5 separate regions of the Mus musculus genome follow, and all the other regions are linked to region 4. A link is a loop called in an ENCODE intact Hi-C map of the cell type or tissue named here. Cell type or tissue: heart. All regions are shown on one strand. Each heading gives the region's core, and the rest is flanking DNA. Links, peaks and the distances in the headings are about the cores only. Region 1 has its middle 27 kb from the start of Gm31419. Region 2 has its middle 35 kb from the start of 1700036G14Rik. Region 3 has its middle 91 kb from the start of Gm31096. Region 4 has its middle 2.8 kb from the start of Gm31210. Region 5 overlaps Fbxw7 (F-box and WD-40 domain protein 7).

Region 1 (4,613 bases), core at 301-4,300, 180 kb after region 4:
GAGAATGCTTCTGCAAAGCATGAGGAATGAAAGTTTCAGAGGCTCAAGTCCTCTCAGGAGGGGAATAAATATGGGAGATAAGTTACCCTGGAAGGTAATTGAAACAGAGTGTGAATGAATTCAAAACGCAACTCTGTGTTGTTATAGATGAAGCCAATAGAGACAGTAAGAGAAAGGAGAGCATAGGACCAAGACCAGTGCTTAAAGGCAAACATGTTCATTTTCTCAGAGAACCGTGACTGCACACCTCGGGGAGACTGGCTACCCCTAATCCCCTGCAGCAACAGCAGCAGCAGCAGCCGCAGCAGCAGCCGCAGTTGCACAGATGCCAGCATGGGAAGGGCACAGTTTCCCTATAGTCAAGCCGAGACTCTTCAAGAGCCTTCATCTGTCGCCACTTCTGTCTCTAGCCCACCTCTCCCTCTCTCTGACCCATGAGACACTAAGAAAAGGGTGAGGTGGAACAACAGTGTGCAGACAGTGCTCACCATCCACTGGGCTGAAGGCAGCCACAACACCACTTAACATGAGCCTTGAAAGCATTGAACTGGGCAAGAAAACTCGAAAAATCATTTCTCTGTCTCAAGTGAATTCTCCCCTACTCGGTGTGTTGCAGGTGAAGAACTGGGTTCTTCAGCTGGCCACACCTCACTCTCTAATCTCCACCCCCCCAACTCTCCCACCCCATGAAGGGCCTGAACATCATTGAGAAGTATGCAAACACCAGCAGTATTTGTACATCTGGGTAATACATCAAGTATCAGGAGGTGTCTCCAGGCATGAGTTACAAGGCCTCTAAAAGCAATGAGTCTTTTATGGGGTTGTAGATAATGGTGATTTTCCGTAAATCCTGCCAGAGCCACACAATAGGCCAAGAGCAATTAACATTAATTAAATGATCCCCATAAAGAGGTTGCTTTGCTGACACGTTGATAACCTCTAAATGCTCTTAGCGGGTTCACATTCTTAAAGGTGTCTCTATAGCCGTACCAGGGACTCCGAAGGCTTCTGTTGCCCCAGACGGTTGCACACACGAGCGCTCCACTCAGCTGCAAAGACAGTCCTAAGGGCATCCAGTCAGCACACGAAAGGTGTGCCTAAGACTCCAGAGACAATGTTGAAACAAGGTTCTGATTTGGTAGATCAAGGGGCCTGGGAGTCTGAATTTTTTACAAGTTCCTTTACTGGGGATACTAGCCTGTTCTACTCAGCCAAACACTTTGAAAAGCAATTCTGCACAGAAGTTTTGCAAACAGCCCTTCTTAGCTGCCTAGAGAGGTGACCCAGAACATCTGGGGCATTCCAATACACTGACCTTTCTACCCTGCCTGCTTGCTATTCCTTTCACATTCATTTGTTGGTTGGTGGGCAGGGCTTAGGGGCACACATACACCACACACGTTGAGATCATGAAGAACTTGGGAAGTTGGTTCCTTCTGCCCCTGAAATGGGTTCCAGGCATCGAACTTAGGTCATTGGGCTTGGCAGCAGTAGCTCTAGCACTGAGCCACTTTGCCAGTGCCGCTGTCTGGCTTTTCCAATCCCAGAGAGGGGAAGCTGGTGAGCATAGGGCGGGCAGAACATTGTGAAGACAGTGGTCTCAGAGCCATCCCAGAACTGGAAGCTTCTGATGAGAGGAGAAGACATGGAGACCTTCTCAGGATCTGTGAGTCCAGGGACACATCCAGCCTTCGACCTCTGCATTCTGTATCTACTGTTTTTTGAGAAGTTACCTGGGAGAAGTTACCATTATAAGGAACTGGAGGTAGGTCTCTTTTCCAAGATGAAAGAATTAGAGGTCAGAATATGAGTCTCTGTGGTAGAGCCAGGACCCCTGTCCCTAGACAAAGCTCACCACCCCCATCCCCATTACACTGTGGGGCACAAAAGCAGGCTCTGGACTGTACAACTGCCACATAGCCAATGATGAGGCCTAGGGTGGGAAGGTCTCAGGGTGGACAGAGAGGTGGGAAGAATGTGAACTGTGGAGCAGTGGGGACTAGAAAGAGCCAAACACTTGAAGAACAGCCCAGGAAATTCTGGCAGGGACTTATTGACTATGGAGTGGTGACAGCCTTGAGGAGGTGACCCAAGTGTGGCAGCCAACAGAAGGAAAGTGCCTCTAGTCAGGTGGGTTGAGAGTTTATAGATAATCATGCAGGGGACTTTAGGAAGCTATCTGAGTCCTGCCCAGGGAGCAGGTATGAGGCTGCAACAGGCTATAAAAACTCAGGCCAGTGCATTATGAAACTGTACTTCCCTACTATAGCAGCGTGGCCATAGGAAGCACTAGGAGCCATGTGTGTCTGTGGACGGCTTCCATTTTAACTCAGTAACGATTGGGACTGAAATTAGAAGCATGTCCCAGGTCCACAGAGAGTATATGTACAGTAACCCAGCAGCAATCTCCTGGTCCAAGACAAATTCAATCTGGAAAATATGGAGGAAAGGGAAAGAGGATGGTTCACTCCAGTACAGGAGAGATCGTAGACAAGGAAGTCACCAGAGAAGGGGGAACAGGAGGCTTTACACAGAGAATTCTTGGGTTTCCTCAGAGACTGCAGTCATCTGACCGAGAGATGTGCCCTTGGGCTTGTGGCCTTCCTTTCTCTTTGCTCTGACACCCTTCCTCTGCAGCATTTGCAGGGCAAGCCAAGCCAAGCCTGCTATTTATAGAGCGAGAGCAATTTTACCACAGGGTGTGGGGTTTAATTTAAAAAGACGTCAAGGAGCGAGGGGCAGATGGCTGAGCAGGCAGCGCCTCTCATTGACCTTGACAGGGCCTACTGCAATTGCTTCAGCTTTAGGGACTCTGACGTGGGCTCTGAGGATGATCCCCACACGGGGAAGCTCTTTGGGGAAGGAAGAATAAATCGATATACCAAATACCCTGCTTTTTGATTTCTAATTGATCTCTGATCAGCTTGGGAGATGACACTGGCTGTCAGTTTAAGGGGTCTTTTCTGAAAAGCTCTTCATCTAGACAGACTCTGTTATGTGTCATAGGGTATTAGATATGAAAGATCCCAAACTAAAGGATAGGAGGAGGAGGAGGAGGAGGAGGAGGAGGAGGAGGAGGAGGAGGAGGAGGAGGAGGGAGGAAAATGTCTTTCAACCCATAGAGAAGGAATGAGCAGTCTTTGCTTACTCCACTCTCCCTCCCCATAAGAGTCAGCAAACCACCTTTTAGGGCTCCCTTTATCTTATTATTTTGTTGATTTCGCGAGGACATCATAATAAGACAACAAATACTGCTTGGCCAACCATAAATGTAGTCTTCAAGGGCCTTGTTTCTTCTGAACACATTGGGAATCCTTCCTTGCCTCTACACAGCTTCTAGTGCAGTGATTCTTAGCCCTATGGGTCATGCCCACTTTAGTGGTTGCTTTTAATATAGCCTGCATATCAGATATTTACATTATGATTCACGGCAGGATCAAAATTACACTTATGAAGGAGCCAAGAAATAATGTTATGGCCGGGGCATTAGGAAGGCTGAGAACCACTGTTCCAGTGGTTTGCTCATAATCCTGGACACTCCTTGGATTGTAGCTGCAAACTTCAGTCTCTGCCTTCTTTGTCACATAGTCATCTCTCTGTTCCTCTGTGGTCCTGGCTGGTCTAGGCCTGTTAGAGTTCCACCTGCCTCTGTCCCCGAAGTGCTGGGGTTAAAGGTGTGCCCCACTAAACTCAGCTTCTTCTCTTACAAGGACACTCACTGGTCACAGTGGGTTGCACCTACCCCATACTGCTACGATCTTATCTCAACTAATGGTACCTCAGCAATCCTGCTTCCAAATAGGACTGAATTCTCGGGTATTGGGAGTGAGGACTTCAACAGAGGGGATTGATTGGCTCCAATAGTGCCCACAGGTACAAAATTTACTTGGCTCGTTCCCTTGGTTGTAAGAAAAAGTTAAAATATATTGATAGCCAAGCTTTCCTCGTACCATGAAAACTCCTACAATCAGACCCGGTAGAATTAGCCCATTTTAATAGTTCTTCAGCTATACTGGTTAATTTTGATTGCCCCATGGGATGGCCATAGGTATTTCTATGGGGTGTGATTTTGGAGGAGTTCAACATTTAAATTGATAAACTAAATTCAGCAAGTTGTTTACATCCAACTGGTTAAAGGCCTGAATAGAAGAAAGGCCACCCTTCTTCCCTAAGAAAGAAGAAATTATCCTTTGTATCTGCCTTTGAGCTGGGATGCAGGTTTTCTTTCAACTTTAGACCTGACCCGAAACAGTGGTCCTTCCTGGGTTATGAACTTGCAGGCTTTGAGACCAGAGCCACAGCAAGTGGCTCTCAGGGGCCTTCATCTGGCTTGGGCTTGTCTGCCCCTTAGTCTTATGATTCCTACAATAAAATTCTTATAATGAATCTTTTTATCTCTATGTACTCTATAATCCTACATATCTTATTTACAATCCCCCCTCTGTGTGTGTGTGTGTGTGTGTGTGTGTGTGTGTGTGAGTGTGCACGCGTGCACATGTCTTTCTTATAGGTGCTATATGCCATTCTAATATACGATCAAATTCTGAAACCACTGATATATAAATCACAAATAAGCGAGCAATGCTATCTGGGGGAAGGCTTTTCAAATTCTA
Region 2 (4,613 bases), core at 304-4,303, 57 kb before region 4:
TGATTGGCTTGCAGGAAAAACAAAGCAACTCCAACCCTAGCAGCTCCAACACTAGGGAGCCTGCGGCGTGACCCAAAAACACACAGGCTACATGGGCAAAGGCAGGGGTTCCTCCAACAGGAGGGAGCTGCTGGAGGAAAACAGAAACTTCCACAAAGGCCCAGCAGCTGCCAAGAGCAGCCTGGCAGCACAAAGCAGACCCCAGGAGCACCAGAAGCAGCACTCGCCTCAAAAGATCCTGGTGAGAACCCAGCTCTGGCAGAGCTGGCCTGTGTCAGGAGCTCACAGAACCACACACGAGTGACACGCCAGACACTGTGCCCAGCCCTTCATGCGCCTCCTCCCGTTCATCTTCACAGCAACCCTCAAGGCAGAGAACTCGTTCTCACGTAGCAGATGAGGGAAGTCAGACACGGCACTGAAGACGGATCTCAGGCGACATTCAAAGTCAGGTCTCGTTCTACAGTCCCTGCTACAGATGGCTTCCCATGCCGATGACCAGATCTACTCACCCTCGATTGTCGTGGTATCGGCTGCTCATCATTTAGCCTATAGAACATTGAACGTTTAGAATATATCCGATGTGCACTCTTCCCATGCGCAACTCTATATAGTTCCTCTGTGAGATGTGCGCTCTTCCCATGCGCAACTCTATATAGTTCCTCTGTGAGAGCCTTCTCTTCTAGCTTTGGATACTGAGGCACAGAGAGGCTAAGTAACTTATGTAAACCTCACAGCACAGTAAGAGCAGAAAAAGGCTTCGTACCAGGTAGGACCCTACGCTTGACCTTGTCAGCCCACTGCCTCTCTGTGGGTACCTATGTGACCCAGGCTTCTCACCTTGTTTCCTTCCCAGTGTAGAGGCGGGCCCACTGAGGACTCGCTGCGAATGGATGCAAAGGCTGGCTCCATTGATGTCCCCTCAGAGCACAAGGCTGGAAGAGGCAGGGCAGGTTGACTCTGTAGCCTTCAGTTCTGTGCTAGGAGCACCTGACTCCTTCCCTCAGAGGCACCTCTGATCCTAAGGGAGGTCATTGGAGGCCCTTTAGGGCCCTTGGTTGGGGGATCTCAGAAGTCTAAGTATTGGGGCACAGTTTGAGAATCAGTGAGACAACGCATCCAATTAGTCTGAAGAACTTTCTTATTTTTAATTAAAAACTCCCCGTGGAAGGTCATGGAGGATCACAAGCCGACATTGGTGAGTGGAGCAGAAAATCCCTGTCCCTCAGGGACCGCCTAAGGGCACTGCGGCTCCTCTTGACCTTTGCAGAAGATTACTCTTCAGTGACCATGCAGGAAGATGATCACAGCAACAAAGTGACATTAGAACCACAAAATGGATAAATGAAACCCTGGCTGAGACCAAAACCTGCTAAGCCTTGATAGATAGATAGATAGATAGATAGATAGATAGATAGATAGATAGATGATAGATGAAAGATAGATAGATAGATAGATAGATAGATAGATGATAGATAGATAGATAGATAGATAGATAGATAGATAGATAGATAGATAGATAGATAGATAGATAGATAGAGATAGGTATATAGATAGGTATAGATGGATAGATAGATAGATAGATAGATAGATAGATAGATAGATAGACAGATAGATGGATAGTGTTTCTCTAGCTGTAAGGAGAAGCCACTATTCTCAAACCCTCAGGCTCTCCCTCAATCTCCATCAGTGTACAGGTCCCTTCCCTGCAGTGGCCATATCATCTGTAATGACAGTAGAGATGGTGTCACATCAGGGATGGCAGGTTGAGGTCATGCTTTAAGTCTGACCACTTACTACCCTTTGCAAATGAGGAGCAAGGTTCCTCAGAGGTGAGGTCACACCGCCGATAGTCCTGTGCACTTCTTTGTGGGATATTTATAAAAATCAAGTAGGGTCATCAACGGGGAATGCAGGCTAAGGAGCAGCCGCAGCCAAGCTCAATGAAGTCAACCATGTTCCAGATACTAGTGTACCTTCTACAGACATGACCTCACGTGGTCATGACAGGATGCTGATGGGATTAGATAAACATAGCTTCTGCACTTAGAGGGAGGATGCCCAAGCCTGCAGAGGTGACATGGTGGGATTGAGACCACAAAAGAAATAGCAGAGCCAGTCTATGCACTTGTGGCCCTAACTCCTGTCTTCACTGCCTTCTAACAAGGAAGGGAAGTGCAGGGAAATGGTAAAAGTCAACCAGCATCCACCTCACAAAATAGTATGTTACCACTAAAATGATTGCAAAGTCAGTGTCAGAATACAGTAAAGGTGTTTAATGAAAATGCCATGCTTGGATCTTAAAATGCGCAGTAGAAGGTGGAAATGGACTACTTAATCGCTAACAGGTGCCAGATAGCACGTAAGAATTTTACTTTTCGCTTTTTCCCATTTAAATCTTTTACAGTGTGGTAGAGAGGCCTTTCCTAATGAAGAAATGAGTGTAATCATTTTCCTCTGAAGTCCCAGCGCTATACTTTTAAACTGATAAGGAAAAGGCTGGAGTGACACGGGATTATGTTTTCCTTTCCTTGGAAATAAAACTACTATGACATTGGTTAGCACCAGGAGGTCAGGTTGCTTCCCCAAACTCATTCCTAACCTAAGATGTTCACTGCTCATCAAATGCCACAGAAACTAAAATCCAAAGAGTTTCAACTTTGGAGCCCTGCCCCCGATTTTTGGCATGTATCTCTCAGTCTATTAATAAAAGGATGTAACCTTCCTATGTTTAGCAGGTTAACGACTAGCCAGTCACTCTTTCCAATGCCTAGCAGTGAGTTCCAGCCAACACAGGCTTGCTCATGGCACACTGAGTTGGAAGACAGGAAAGCGCTCTACTGTTCACTCGCCTTCTGTATGTGCAAGCTCAGACACAGAGAGCTAACGCCATTTGCTCAGAGACTCATGAACCTTAATATTTAGATGTAGAATGTGAACTCTAAAGTCTTCAGACACAAGTCTCTTGATGTGTTTTTTTGTACCAATATCAGCACTCAGGACAAAGTGCTTCTTCTCTTAGGTGAGTTAAACCTTCAGGGTTGGAAAGCCATTTTGTACAGTGTGGACAGGGAAGGTAGCTCAGCGATACAACACTTGTCCAGTGTGCAAGAGGTCATGTGTTCTAGTCCAGCACCTTGAAACAACCAAACAAAACCCATAGCATTAGAAAAAGCAGCTCTTACCCATGAGATTCTACGTACCAAGAATGACACTAAAGGCCTTGCTGCAACCTCTTATACTGTGGCAAAAGTGATAGCCTCAGTCTAATATCTACACTGATTAAAATGAGCAGAAGTAGTGTAGCTAGTTGGTGGCCAGGCCAAGATTTTTAACCTAGACTTCAGGGCTGGTAATAAAGTTTTCCTTCTCAGAGGATTTAAAAACATGCCCAGGGTAAGATGGGAACGCTGAATGCCAAGTGTCTACAGTCCTGAAATGTAGCCAAGATCCAGGAAGCTTAAAATGGCCACTGCCTGAAAGCAAAATGATGGTCTCCCTCTCCTCTCCCTCCCCCATTCCACTCTCCCTCCTCCATCCTGCTGTCCTCCCTCCCCTACCTACCTTTCCCCCCTCTTCCCTCCTTTCCCCTTTCCTCCTTCTCTTTCTCTCTCCTTCAGAGCCAAACCTAGGTATAAAACAGGTTTTATCAGTCTTCATCTTGCTCCTACTCAATATGGTATATGAAACCATTGTCTATTGTTATACTAAAATGCCTGAAGCTGTCTAACGTAGAAGAGATCCACGCATCCCACAGTTGCAGAAGTTCTACATGGCTCTGGCATGGACTCAGCTCTGATGACCACTGCATGGCAGATGGGATCACAATGGTGGGGGTAGGTATGAGAGAGATCACGGGTTGGGGCCAGGAAGCAGAGAGCATGAAGGAGCCATTAATGACCCCCCCTACACACACACACTAGAACCCAGTGTCCCTTATGAGAACTATGCTGGGCACCAACTTCCCAACAGTTACCCCTGAGGAGCACACTCCAGGTATGCTTTACCTGCGACAGACACGCGTTATGTGTAACTAAAGGTGTGCTCACTTCTCAGCAGTTACTCATAAGACGCATACCAGGCTTCAGGCCTGTGCAAGGCAAGACATGACTGAGTGTGACATTCTTCTCCAATGCAGTGTCAGACCTTAGGAGCCTTAAAACATGCCAGAGGCCTTCAGCTTTGAACCAGGTGGCTTCTCAGGAGGTGGTAGGCAATGCTTTTGCTGTTGCTACATCAAGGTGGGCACTACTGAAGCTGTTTTCCAGAATGACAAAAATATTGTATTTTCTACTGTCTATCAAAGTGAGCCTAAAGCCCTTCTCACTGAACGGACTGAATTCCACTGTTTTTGCTTTAGAAGGTTCTGCATCTGCAGAGATGACTCAGTGATGAATAATGCTTATACTTCTCACACTGAGGTCAGGAGCCACACCCAGATGGCTGCTCGCAACATCTGTAACTTCAGTTCCAGAGGATCCTGTGCACCTCTTTTGGACTCTACAGCTGTGAGTCACACATGTGGTGCATATATACATACTTGTAGGCAAACATTCACACACACACACACACACACACACACACACACACACACACTATCTTAGTTTGGGTTC
Region 3 (4,613 bases), core at 260-4,259, 130 kb before region 4:
TTTGTCTCTTCCCTTAGGCAATCTCATGGCAGAGTCCACAGTTATAAAGGCAGCAACTGTGGGGGTTTTATCAAGTCTCTCGAGGTGCGTGGGTGCCGGAGTTATGTGTGCATGCAGACAGGTGATGTGTGCCCTGCTCTGATAGGTTCATGCATGCAGGTGATGCGCACAGGCGATGGCAGGCTCCTTTCCTGTCTTCTCTTTCATCCCACGCTGTTCCCTGCTGTGTATCACCTCCTGCTCTGTGGGGTTTTGCCTCTCCACGTTTGAGCCTCTCCTCTGGACTGCTGTGTTCCTTCGCATCTCCCCGTTTTCCCCCTCTCACTCTTACTCCATGTCTCAGTCTATTCCAATGACTCTAAGAAAATATTTAAAACTGAGCATCTGTGATTTATTCCAGACAGCTCTGGATCCTGAGGAGTCACGGGTCAAGGTACCACAGGGTCCATGTTTGGTGAAGGCCCTCTTCCTTGCAAAGGGTACCATTTTTCTGTATTCTTATAGGGTGCTAGGGAAGCTAGATTTCCCGGCTCCTCTTTTAAGGGCATCAATGCTATCCATGAGGGCTCTACTTCTGCATTTTAAGAATCCTCCAAAGGGTCCCATTCCCACTAGGGACTGACATTTGACATAGGTAGTAAGTGGATAGACTCATGCTTCCAGACTGCAGTACTCAGTCTTAATGTAACAGTCTGCTGTTTCCTTTGGTCAGATTGGACACTTTCCTTCTTTTCAAAACTTTCAGAGCTCTGCCAGGATTTTTGGATCAGGCTCTGAACCTGCTGCCTGGTCTTCAGTGCCCTTCCCCCACCATCTCCAGATCAACCTTGATTTCTCCCTCACAGGAGTGTGTGTGCTAACCTAAGCAAATCCATCAAAGCTCAGCTTAAGTGTCCCCTCCCTTTCTTTTAATCTCCATGCTTCTTTATTGCCTTCCTTGATAAGAGAGAGGTTCCCTGCATTTGGATGGCTGTGACCATTTATATTCACTGCAATGCAATCATTAGAATTCTCTACTCCATGTGTATTTTTTACCCTTTCACTTATATAATAGAGCAATGATTCTCAACCCAGGCAGGACATATTTGGCAGTGTTTGCAGATATTCTTGGATGCCACTACTGTTGTAGGTAGAGGTCAAGGATGCTGCTATCAATATTCCACAATGCACAGGACAGCCTCTCAATGCAAAGAAATAATCAATTCTAAACACCAATGACCCACAGTCAAGACACCCTGGATTAGGTCTGAAGCCTCAAGATGTGAAAGCACGCTTCTTGTTCTTCCCATTCCACATAGTACACAGCTTTGAAATAGCATCTACTTTGAACATTCTAAATGACTGGCTACATACACTAAACATCCATAGATCTTGGTTCAAGCCTGTATATGGAAGCCTATTGCCTCAGTGCTACCTCATTGGCTTTGCTACTTGTATTTCCCATTAGCCATCACACACCGTGTCTCTCAGGGTGGATGGCCCATGGAATCCTTTATCCTTGGTATTCTCGGAGGCTCTGCTTCACTCCAGAAAGCAAAGTCCCAGATCATAGTGTCTGGGATGCTCAGAAAGCCCTTCACTAAGCTATGCTTACATTACATCTTTTGTCTTTATAGAGGGCCAACAAAAGTAGTACTCTGTCACTATGTCTCTGACCCTTTTGTGGAACTCTGGTTAGCAAGAGTCCATGCACTTGTGACACTACAAGGTGACCTTAACGCCACCCCTCATTTCACAAATGAGATGAATTGCTCTCCGTGTCACTCCTTGCTCTTTAGCCCAGGATCCACAGGATGAATCCCTACCTAGGTTTAATTCCAGGGAAACATTTTGTCTCTAGAGATGAATATGTATTCTCTATGCTGTCAGAAACCACAAATCTATGCAATCCAATATGTTTCTCTTTTTCGGTTTAGCTGCCAGGAAAGTTAGAGACAAAATGAAATGCCCAAGTGCGAGGATCTGCTTCATTCAGGTGTCTGAAGCTCTGCTTCTTTCCCTTTCATTAGCAAGAGCGCTGTCCTTAGACACCTTCTCCTGTACCGTGCTTCATCTCCAAGCCACCGCAAGTCCTTTGGAAGTAGGTAGGACACAAATCTTAACTAAAGAACAAATACTCCCCCACCCCCAAATCCTGCTGCTGTTTGTTTTGCCCAGGCATCTGTGGGCAGGCAGGACCAAAGCTCTGGTGGAGGTGAGCTGGCCTGGGACTATGGCTCTGTCATTTGTCATCTGTGTGACCTTGGCTCTGTTTCTTAAACTCAGGAAATCTTTATAGCCGTATCACAGGGTCGTTGAAGGGATAAAATGAGAGATGACATAGCAGTCAGGGCAGGCACCTTTTTATCAGCTACATAAGAGAGACGCTTTCCATCCCAACACCAGCTTGGCCTCTGAAGTCCGCAGCATGATTTTGGTTCTGACCAGTGCCTTCAGCAGCCAGTTTTGAGAAACAGAGCAGCATTTTTACTTTAAGGGGGATTCTTGCAGCTCCTGGCTGCCTTCCCCTCTAGAGGCAAGGCAACCTAACCAAAGCTGTCATTCGCTCTTCCTGTGATTTTAATTGCCTAGGTAAGTTATATAAACAACAGCAAAACATTCCACCTTGTGGGGTAGCACTGCCGGCCTTGGATTGGCTGCTACAACTGCTATTTTCAGAGCTTGGCACTGGGATAGCTTCTGCCACTTTCGTCTATGGTTGGCCTTGAGGTTTTCCATTGTAAATCTAAAGAATATGGGCAAAAAGCCAACTTGCTTTTTCTTTTTGCCCATGGATTTAGAAATGAACGGAGGACTTGGAATGTTCTGTATCTTTTTCGTAAAATGATTTGCTTTTATTCAGAAGATTTGAGGCTTGAGAGAAAGTCAACGTAAGAGGCCAGTCTTATTTGCAAAGAATCTCAAAAATGTTAGAGTACTTCGAGTCTCTCATTGTCCTGAGAGGAAGATGGAAGACCCGAGGCTCATAGGGGTACCATCAATTAGAATGACTGGTGTCCCAAAGGCTGGCTCAGTGCTCACTGGGTTAAGCTCTTTGCCTGTTCAATAGGATGCTAAAACAAGGACCCCAAACCCAGAGATATGTATATGTACATTCTTGTGAATGTACATATGTGCATGTGTGTACATGTGTGCTCAGGTTTGTATATATAGGATATGTACAAGCATTATGATTGTGAATGTGTGTGTGTGTGCCACTGACACACTTGCAGAGGCAGAGGACAATCTCCGGTTTGCTGGTTCTCACCTTCCTTCTTAGACAGGATCTGTCTCAGAGTTTTACTGCTGTGAACAGACACCATGACCAAGAACAACATTTAATTGAGGCTGGCTTACAGGTTCAGAGGTTCAGTCCATTATCATCAAGGCAGGAGCATAGCAGCATCCAGGCAAGCATGGTGCAGGAGGAGCTGAGAGTTCTACATCTTCATCTGAATGCTACTAGCAGGATACTGACTTCAGGACAGTTAGGATGAGGGTTTTAAAGCCAATGTCCACAGTGACACACCTACTCCAACAAGGTCACATCTCCTAATAGTGCCTCTCCCTGGGCTGAGCATATACACACCATGACAGGATCCCTTTCTTGTTTTGCTCCATTTGCCAGGTCAGCTAGCTTGGGAGCTTCTCGTTTCTCTCATGTTCACCTCCTATATCCCCACAAGGGGATGTGAATACAGATGCTCTGGCCATTGCACCCAGCACTTATATGGAAATAGAGATTTGAACTCAGGTCCTCAAACTTGTGAAGGAAGCATGTTTTCCTACTGAACTATGTCCCCTGGCCAAATGGTGGCATTATTTATCTAGTAGAGAAGATTAGGGTTAACGCTGGTAAACATATTAGAGCTATACTGTCCATTTGAGTCACTCCTGGCTTCAGGAGGTTCTGTAAATTGAAAATGTAGTTGATGCAAATATGATGTTAAAATGCAGCCCACCGGCTGTACTGGCCACCTTTCAAAAGCTCAGCAGTCACTTGCAGCTAGTGAGGCTGTGTGTGTGGTTCATCTCAGAGGTAGACTGTGTTCTTTACAAAGTCTATCTTACATTGTTGCTTTAGAGCATTGTTTTCCTACCTGAATGGAGCCTGAGGCAAAGTAAAGGCATGACTACAGGCCAGTCAGTCCTTACAACTCAAGGGAGTTGTGAATGTTCATATGTGCATGTGTGTACATGTATGCACATGTTTGTATATATAGGATGTGCACAAGCATTATGTTCTCTTCCTTGTAGGGGACTGACATTCGGCTGGGGTTCCAGTAGGTGCCCTGCCACAGCCCTGCTGTTCTGGTGTGTGCCCAGCTCACGTTCCAATCCTCTCATACAGTAGTCCAGGATCTGCTTCCGTGGTGGAGGGACAAGGAGTCATCAGGCTCCTCAAAGGCCAGGCTGGCTCTGTGCTTGCCTGTTCGAAAACCGACTGGGAGAGACGGCTGCATAAAAAAGATGGCATTAAGTGTTGCTGCAGTGCTGCAGCTGCCAGGGAGTTTCTGCTCGATGGATCTTGGATCATACAAAAATACAAGATGTTCCCGTGGTTATCTCTCCCAGTCCCTGGATCCAGAGTCTCCTAGCTGACCTTGACTTCCTTCTCTGCTTCTCTGGAGGCG
Region 4 (4,613 bases), core at 409-4,408:
TAGCCTCTTGCAGGTAAAGGTGGGAGGTGAGCCAAGTGGATTCTGGGAATGTATGGTGGTTGCTATGGCAACAGATGTGTGGGTCACTGGAGCTGAACACACTTGCCTTCTTTGGCCCATGTTGGCTAGTTGTAAGCCAACTTGAGCTAGGCTGGAGACATCTAAGAAATGAGAACCTCAATTGAGAAAATGTTTGCATAAGATCAGGCCTCTAAGGCATTGCGTTTGGTGAGTGATTGTTGTGGCTTATAGAACCCCTGGGCTGGAGGTCCTGGGTCCTGTAAGAAAGTAGGCCGAGCAAGCCATGGCAACAAAGTCAATAAACAGTGCACTGCCATGGCCTCTGCATCAGCTCCTGCCTCCAAGTTCTGCCCTGCTTGAGGACCTCAACTGACTTCCTTCAGTGATGGACTATGATGTAGAAGTGTAAGCCAAATAAACACTCCCTAAGTTGCTTTTGGTCATGAGTGTTTCTTAACTAGGACAGACCATAAACTTAATAATACATATGCATTTCTGTTCTTCTTCATTTCTTTCCTCCTGGAGCTTATCTGACATTTTTGTTGTTGTTTCTTGTGGTGTGGGGGGTGGGGGGGTGGGGTGGGGGGGGGGTGCACGTGCATGTTTTGTTGGTGGTGTTTTTTGTTTTGTTTCAAATTCTAATAAAATTGTCTTTGAGCTTCCTTTCCAGCCTGTCTCTAAATTCTTTTATTAAGGAGACTGAGAATCCAAAAGGAAACTCCAATTTCTCCAATACTAGTTTCATTTCTTTTGAGATCCATGGTAAAGGGAGTGTGTGATGGAGCCAGGATGCCCATTCTATGGTGGCCAGGAAGTGAAAAGAGAGGCAAGGGAGCTGGGGATAGTGTATTTCCTTCAGGGGTATGCCCACGAGGACCCGACTTCCTTCCACTTGCTCCTGCCTCTTAACAGCTCCACAACCATCCAATAACACCAAACACTGCTTTCACCCAACCTCTATATTGGTCCTAATTTCTAGCCATTAAAGCTCCTGGCATGCACCACTCCAAGACAGAGCCCAGCCAGTTCCTGCAAAACCCAGTCAGCAGTAGAACAATGATTACCAACACTGCCGTCCCTGGGCAATCTGGTTTGGAGCTGGCCTCAGTTTAAGTGTGCAACATGTAAATTAATTACCAGTGCATCTCCCAAGTAGGTTATGCCCGGGTCACAATGTGAATGTAACTCCACCACCTCCACAACTTTACCAGCTATAGGCATAATTGTGGTGGGTGACAAGGAAGAATTTGCATATTAGCAGTCATCAGTGTACTGCTGTAGATGAACCCAAATGAGAATTCCATCCCCCTCTGGGATATTATTCCGGGCAACCAATACCAGGAGTACATTCAAAACCAGATGCCTTCATTAAGGTCACCCCTTTCCCTCATTGTAATGCAAATTGCCAGAACTAAGGCATCTAAAGATTGCCTGAGAGGTGCATAGGGGAGCATCTTAAATAAGTAACGAGTCAAAATTCAGGACATTCCTTAATTAATTGGGAGACGGAACAAAATAAAACAGGCTTCAGCCAATGGCAACTTGCTGACACTGGGTTGTCTAGGATTGCCCTCCAGTAATGTGAGAGACTCCCTCTTGCTACTTCTGTAAATTCCTTGAGGAGCTCCACCCCTACACCCTAAGCACCCTCCCACACTTTTCCTAGAGGTGTGGAGGTGGGAGGGAAGGAGAGGTGGGGACTGGAAGAGTTGCCATCTGCAAAGGTTTCTGCTAATTAGCCAAGGACAGCGGTGCTGGTTTGGAACAGTGTTGGATGCAGTGGACCATTGCACTTAATAATAACCTAACAGGTTTCAACCTAAAGATGCGTGATGGGAAGATGGCATGAATAATTCAGTGAGCTCGAGGTCCTGAACTCACATTTTCTCCCATAAAGAGGGAAGCCCAGAGCCTCAGGTACCAAGTTGCAAACCTATCAGGGCTTAGTGTCTCTTTCAGAGCTGTGTTACTAAGTGGCGTGTAGGTGTGAAAAGCCTTATTACCATGTAATTTTGTTAGAAGCAGACTTCCAAGTACCTGCTTTACTTTATATTCACATACACACACAAAAAAAGAGAGATCAAAATGTATTTTATTTCCTAACAATAGCCAATTTGGCGATAATTACTGTAAAATACGAATTTTTTTAAGTCATAGCACCCAAGTGAAGCCCTACGTTGCACCCCTTTGTACAGGAATATCTTCTTATTTATTGCCTTCCCAATAATGAACTTTGAGATAAACAACAGAAAAAGTAATTTGTTTTTTGACAATGCTGAACCTTTGAATAGAGAAAATCACACAGTTGAACACAGAGCGCAGTCCTGTGTGGTAAAGTGGTCTCCATGGCAACCAATAGATTTTTATGCTAAGTCTGGCCTTTAAAAACATTTCACGTTTACCACTGAGAAAAAGATGGCCTTGATTTAAAAATGATACAACAAGTACCTCAGATGAGCATGCTTTCTGCTCTGGGCTGCAAACTCAATTAAGAGCCATCTCCTCAGCCCAGAATCACCTCAATAGTATTTGTGTCCTCTTTGACGTACGCGGTGGCCCGAGCGAGAAAGGGAAAGGTTGGATGCTTTGTATTCTGCTGCAGGAGCTGAGGGCAGCAGTTTGTTTTTCCACTTGTTCTCCTTGGACTTAACACCAGGAGTAGAAAAGTAGGGAGTAAAAATAGCATGTTGGCCTCTTATCTGAGTCTGTGATCATGGCGACCATGAAAATATTATGCCCTGCTTATCTCTGGAACAGCTCTGACCATGCTCGCTTATTATAACTTGAAATAATGGATGCAGAAATACCTGCCGCACCCACGGCAGACTGAGCACCCTGAATTAGTTCCCGTGCACATTTAGAAAGTTCGGTACCAAAAATGGAACGCAACTGTGGCCAAGGGAGGATGTCATGTTGTCGTATTAATGATAGGTGCCCATAAAAGGAGAAATGAATGTAAATAACTCAGGGAATGAGAGATGAGGCGAGGGGGGGGGGGTGGGGTCCTGAAAGTTGCATCAAAAGAAGTAAACTAAGTAACTGTCCTTGAAAGGATTTTGCTTTCCCTGCTGTTTTTCAGGGAAAACAGTCTGCTGTAGCCCAGGCTGGCCCCCAACTCAAGGTGACCTCCTGCTCGACCACTCAGTTATCCTGCTTGGTTTTCAGTTCATTCAAGATTTCCTTTCAAAGGAAGTATTTTTTATCCTTTTGCTTGGAAAGCTTGTCCATTAGTCCTCACAATAGGATGTTTTGGGCCTCACTAAGAGTCAGCAATACTCCATGTCCTCTGTGGCTGGTGGTCACTTCTGCTGGAAGGTTTTCACAGCTGGACAAGGGTGTGGACTGAATTGTTTCTTCTGAAATTTAGGAATAGAAGCAGTGACCCCAGCACCCCAGAAGCTGAGGGAGATGAGACTTTAGAGATCTGATTAAACTGGCATGAGGGCATAGGGATGGACCTTCCTCCAGGCTCACAACTGGCCACACACAAGAAGAGATGGTGGGGATTTGGGAGGGGACACCAGTGATGCATGCACAGAGGGGAGACAACTCAAGGACATGGGACTAAGTCAGAAGGCAGCTCTTCCAAGCCAGCAAGGGAGTCCTCAGGAGAAGACAGATCTGTCGATGCCTTGAACTTGGCTTTCCAGCCTCTGCAATGATGAGAAGATACATTTCTGTAGTGTGAGCCTCCTGACTGTAGAGTTCTGTCACAGCAGCCTGAGAAAACTAATGCAGTTGGAGTGGGAGTGGAGTGCCTTCTGGAGGGTGTATCAAACAGTTCACTCGGCAGAGGGGTCAAGGTTAAAGAAACAAAGCAATCGGCTGTTCTATCTTCCTGATGTGTGTGTGTGTGACAGAAAGAAACAGACAGACAGACAGACAGACAGACAGAGACAGACAGAGACAGACAGACAGACATAAACAGAGAGGCAGAGAGAGAGAAAGAGACAGAGAGCGACCGAGACTGGAAAACAGGCAGAGTTAAGTATATGTGAGGGGAGACTTGGGGAAGGCTCTGGGAGAAGCAGAGCTGGGGACTAGCCTCATGCTGCCCCTCCTTGTCTTCTAGAACTCAGCCTCCCTATTTGTCAGCAACAAGATGGGACAATTTTTTGACTTCTCAAATCTGGCTGTGAGGAATCAAGGGCAATGTACAGAACGTACAGAGAAAAACTGGCACGCGCTCCAGACCGCCAAATGCCTGAGAGTATTTGGACCCAGGAGGATGGTGACTCTGGAGAGAAGTGGGGGACAGGAAGCACTCGGCTCCTCCCACTCACAGGCTCTGCCAGATGGCCAGGCCTCAGGCCCAGGACCACACATCAGCCACCTGCCTGGAGGCATGAGCCATCCATCTTTCTAAGATAATTTTCCTCCTTCAGCCCATAGAGAGCTCTGGGCTATCTTTGGCCAGGGGAAGAATGTTGACTGTTTCACACAGAGAAACATAAATCACTCTCTTTAGGCCTTGTTAACTTTTACTTATAAAGTGTTTTAATGTAGAACTGTCAGGACCCCTGAAAATAATGGGTGGTGACAGGTTTAGGATTAGAAGCTTCTCAGGTAGTTAGGATGGTGAGTTAGGTTAT
Region 5 (4,613 bases), core at 440-4,439, 410 kb before region 4:
GTTTGAATAGACTCAAAGCATTCTTCAGACACTTATGGTGACGTTTGAGAAAGGAAGACTTAAGAGAACATAGAGTTGTGTGTGTGTTGAATTTTGAAAAGGAACTCTTACTTTCCACTTTCTAGGGAGCACCTTGGTTATTTAGTTGGAACGCTCCCAGGACCCCGCAGCCCAGCCCTGCTTTGCTCCTGTCTGCACTGCTCACTTGCTGTGGGAGCTCACCAGCTGTTTGACTGGCAGGAGCAGGAGTGCTCACTTCAGGAGTTTATAATTCCTGGCTATTCTAGGACAGTTTGCACTTCACCAAGCCTCAGACAGGTCAGGACACTCGCAAAGAGAAGGTTGGAAGACAAAAACGGCAACAGGCCTTGGATTCTCAGCCTTTTAAAACTACTAGTCATTTTTTCAGTTTGGTTGTGAGTGTTTTAGTAATGTGCCTGTAGTACATATTGAGAGTGTTCATCAACCAAGAGGAGTTTAAAATGTCAAAACCTGGAAAAGCTCCTGTGAACCATGGCTTGGTTCCTGTTGATCTCAAAAGTGCAAAAGACCCTCTGCCACATCAGACTGTGATGAAGATATTTAGCATTAGCATTATTGCCCAGGGTCTGCCTTTTTGTCGAAGACGGGTAAGTCTGTAACATTTAAAGCACGACTGTTTATTAAGTGCTGTTTCTCTTCCTGTAAAGCACTGCTTCCGATCGCCTGTGTGTTGTCTGTGAGGAGAGCTAACGATGCTTTGTGTGGCTAGGGAAAACTTACACAGCAAGAGCCGGGCAGGGGCACCCTCTCTGCCTTTCGTCTCCTCTGTTTTTCATGAGATTAGAATCCTGTAAACTTATTTCAAACTGGTAAATGTGAAAACGGTATGTCTTGAAATATGCTGATAAATGTTAGAAAGTTGTGTAGCTTTTATTTTGCTGGGAGGCCAAACTGCTGTTGGTATGTTCCTTACATGTGGGAACGCAGCATCTAGTGCAAAGAACACTCCAGGCAGGTCTGTAGGCTTCTTGGGCCCGTAAAGCTGGGCTATTTTTACAAACTCTTTCATGAATTAAAACTTCATGGGTTAGAAGAGATGTCAGTTGTTTTCTGAAACAGAAGCGGCACATGGTTGGGTGATATCCCGAATGTCTTGGACTTTGCAGCACTCGTGTTACTGTATAATCAGCATAAGGTCCAAGGGTGTTTTTCAGTATGACGCACTGGGGCTGTAGTATTAGCAATATGTGTTTCTTCTGACCTAGCTGCTGTTGCCATTTTGAATTATTTACTAGAGTCATGTATTTATACATATGAAATATGTTTATGGTCCTGAACACAGTAGGCCCAAACACATAAGTTTGTTTGTGTGTCTATGTCTGTCTGTCTGTTTCTTTGGAAGTAAATGAGAACTTGTTTAATCAATGTTTTCTGTTCTTACATCTCTTATAGTTACTTTAATTTTTTAACTGCAGGGGACAAGGAGAATAATCCACATCACTAGAAAACACTTTTGTCTGTATAGTGGCATTTACTGAGATATAGGAAAGCTTTGTAATTTTTTTCTAATTAGCTTAGTTCCTTTTGAGTGATTTCAACTTCTATCTTAATAAGTGGCAGCCATGTTGGAAAATGAAGTTAAAACAATGTCTTCTAAATTTTGAAACAAGAACCCAAAGTGCTCTCTTGTCCTATTTCTTCTCTTCTTCCTTTTCTATTTGTTCTGTCTTCATGGTTTCCTTGTCTTTCACCTGTCAGTTTGAAAGCTGCTGTGGAGTGAGGTCACTGCTCGCATTTGAGATTTTACAAGAAGCCTCTGACAGCTGTAATGTCATTCGTAAAATAAGCGATTAGTTTACTCCTTCTGTAAAAGAAAATACCAACACAAATAATTTAAAAGACAAAAATTAGCAAACATAAAAACATATTAAACAATTGAAGTATTAATAGCGAAGTTAATAATGTTCTCTTCTCTTGTTCTTATTTTGTAAAGAACATACGGAGTTTTAGCTTGCAGGAGACTTTATGTCACAGGGCGTTTGTTTGGAAACTGCACAGAAGCTGATCCTGAAGGACCCATTGCCGAGGACCTTGAGGGCTTCCTGCAGGTTTTCTCATGTCACTGCTCTGACATTGCTTAGGTTACGGCCGTGCAGCTGCGTGCCAAGATAAAACTATGTATGGGAATAAAAGTTGTACTAGAAAATTAGAAATAAAGAACATGGCTAACGATTTGAAACAGTCTTAATCAGAATGTCCAGGCTTTGTTTTATAAAAACAGTGTTGAGTGTGGCATGACTCATTGCCTCTGACTCCTGGAAACCTCAGAGTTAGGAGACCTTCTCTTTCCACATTTGGTTACTTTAAATGGATTTTCATTATCTTTGTTAGTTTAGATATTTTAAGTGTTTATGAGAGAACTCTTCTGGAGTACCATATAGTTTGCTCTTATTTTATGCCAGATGTCTTGGAGAGCATCATATCCCTTCCAGAGGTGCTGACTCGGCTGCTATTTGTGGGGAGCTATTGTTTTGAACAAAATCGAAAGCATGACCTATGAAAATTGTGGGAAATTCTTTAAAACTATAATTATAGCTATATTTTTTAACTTTCATCTCTCTCTCTCTTTAAAAGAAAATGTGTTTATCTTATCAAAGTATCATAACTATGAGGGTAGTCTAATTTATCAGTTTTTCTAGGCTCTCACCTAATGTGTGTGAAGATTAAAGTTTTTCGTAACAGTAAATAACAAATAATAAACTAGCTGCTAATCAGTCACTATTGAGTACTTTAGCATTAAGGAACCCATCAGCTAGAATATTTGGTAAAAATCAGTTCCTTAGGGGGCCGGAGCCATAGCTCCATTGTTAATAGTGCAGACTGCTCTCATAATAGTGGCCAAAAGTTTGGTCCCCAGGCGTCAGATGGTGCACAGTCTACCTGTAGTTCATGGCCCACTGGCACCCTCTACTGGACTTCATAAGAACCCACATTCACATTCAGAGACTCCCTGTACACACACACACACACACACACACACACACACACACACACACACACCTCTACCTGCAAAAGTAATCTTAAAAAATAAACTCCATAGGTAATTCTTAATATAAAGAAGATTTGGGGCTTTAACTTATAATTTTAAGAAGCTCTGATTATCCTTTAGGAGAACAGAAATGATGTACGAGTTGCTTTATTTTCCCTTGAAACTGGAATGCTTTTAATTATGGTAGTACCATCAGTAACATTCTAAAATTCCAGTTTCATTATTTTTCTACATTTTGGTCACATCTAAAATAAGAATGCAGAATTGATTTTTCTTTTTAGCAAGAGAAATATTGGTGAATCTTATTGTTAGTATATTAGAAGAAAACCATTCTTACAGCTAATATTAGAATGTATAAATCTCACTTATTCACTCATTCCAGCTTTGGAACACTCAAGTATCTAGACTGTTCCTGTAGAATTTCTCTTATGTGTTACTCTTTTGATAGGCAGTTGTTGGTTTAGATCAGATTCTTAAACATCTGGTGTGCTCATTCAGCGTGGAAGACTAAGTGGGGTAGGGCTTGGGCGCAGGCAGTGAGTGTGGGAAAACACTCACAGGTCCTTCTCTGTTGTTCATTGTGTTTATGTTTTGAGACAGTCTTACTGGACAGCTCAGGCTGGCCTTGAACTAGAAATTCTTCTGCTGTACCCTTTCTAGTAGCAGGCTTTGGTTGTGTGTATCACCATGTTTGACTTTAAAGAGCCCAGTAAGTAGCCTAGGAACTGTGTTACTGGGTGACTACTATCATGAGCCATTTCGGTCCTTATTGACTTAAGTGTGAGCTGAATGCTGTAGACCAGGGACTCAAACAGGTGAGTCTCCCAGTTTTTGTGGTGATCCTGAGCAGTGATCTTACCTCCTGGCATTCCACTATCTCTGTGGTCTATCTACATACACCTTTTCCTAACATGCTTGGCACTTTTCAGCTGCTGTGATAATTAGGTTTGGAAGATAAGTCTGGGAGCATATTACAGTCCATTTGTAATATGCTTAAAATGTCTTGTATAATCACCTTCAAGATTTTTAACTTAAGCTACACATTGAGACAGTTTTACTCATTGAAATTTTGAAATGTTTATGTCAGTGGTTGGATTGTTCTCTGTTGCCTTGTTAGCCAGGGATCACACCTAGTCAGCTGAGTTCACCTGGCAGCCATTGAGACAGGCAGGGCTCCCTCACGTTGGCGCACTGTCCTTCCTGTCCACGGCCTCAGTCAGTGCTTTGGACAAGGACAAAGTGACACAGCACCTCTTCAGCAACATTGCTTTGGTTTAGGATTTGTTCTTAATCACTGTGCCATTAATAGAGACAAAGCTGTATTAAAATTTTTAGTGTTTTTTCAAATATAACCTAATGGGCTGTTGGTTTTGTATGTATAGACTTCAGTTAGTTTAGGTTGTATATAATTTTAATCTTGTTCTTTTAGTGGACTTTAGACCAGCCAGTTAATTTTTCAGAAAAGGCCTGCCATAATTATTAAGAAAATGTATTGGGTTTTTGTTTGTTTATTTTTTTGTTTTGTTTTGTTTTTAGGAAGAATGTCTAATGATCCCGTTTATAGTAAAATTTTCATATGTAT

Evidence for each region. Hi-C counts contacts between places; a loop is a spot of excess contacts. Peaks named below come from ENCODE experiments on the same cell type or tissue, not always from the same donor. Only the 100,000 strongest peaks of a DNase experiment are listed, where the experiment ranks them.
Region 1: a loop joins it to region 4, with 11 times the contacts of the local background. A loop is called at or near these places in 4 of 42 quality-filtered maps.
Region 2: it touches region 4 in a loop (2.0-fold over the local background); 4 of 42 quality-filtered maps call a loop at or near these places.
Region 3: it touches region 4 in a loop (2.8-fold over the local background); 4 of 42 quality-filtered maps call a loop at or near these places.
Region 5: a loop joins it to region 4, with 4 times the contacts of the local background. A loop is called at or near these places in 3 of 42 quality-filtered maps.

Annotation. Positions count from the first base shown.
Region 1 is chr3:85,516,193-85,520,805 of GRCm38, forward strand. No RefSeq gene overlaps it. Among named protein-coding and RNA genes, the nearest start is that of Gm31419, 27 kb to the left of the region's middle. In heart, for the core only: no CTCF peak of the experiment used is centred there; DNase peaks (open chromatin) are centred at 2,099 and 2,679; H3K27ac peaks cover 2,649 bases.
Region 2 is chr3:85,280,247-85,284,859 of GRCm38, forward strand. No RefSeq gene overlaps it. Among named protein-coding and RNA genes, the nearest start is that of 1700036G14Rik, 35 kb to the right of the region's middle. In heart, for the core only: no CTCF peak of the experiment used is centred there; no DNase peak of the experiment used is centred there.
Region 3 is chr3:85,210,512-85,215,124 of GRCm38, forward strand. No RefSeq gene overlaps it. Among named protein-coding and RNA genes, the nearest start is that of Gm31096, 91 kb to the left of the region's middle. In heart, for the core only: no CTCF peak of the experiment used is centred there; a DNase peak (open chromatin) is centred at 2,620; H3K27ac peaks cover 490 bases.
Region 4 is chr3:85,336,982-85,341,594 of GRCm38, forward strand. No RefSeq gene overlaps it. Among named protein-coding and RNA genes, the nearest start is that of Gm31210, 2.8 kb to the right of the region's middle. In heart, for the core only: a CTCF peak has its summit at 2,641; a DNase peak (open chromatin) is centred at 2,750; H3K27ac peaks cover 1,559 bases.
Region 5 is chr3:84,925,171-84,929,783 of GRCm38, forward strand. All of the region lies in intron 4 of Fbxw7 (F-box and WD-40 domain protein 7), which reads left to right. Among named protein-coding and RNA genes, the nearest start is that of Gm40080, 49 kb to the left of the region's middle. In heart, for the core only: a CTCF peak has its summit at 2,935 (motif pointing left); a DNase peak (open chromatin) is centred at 4,221.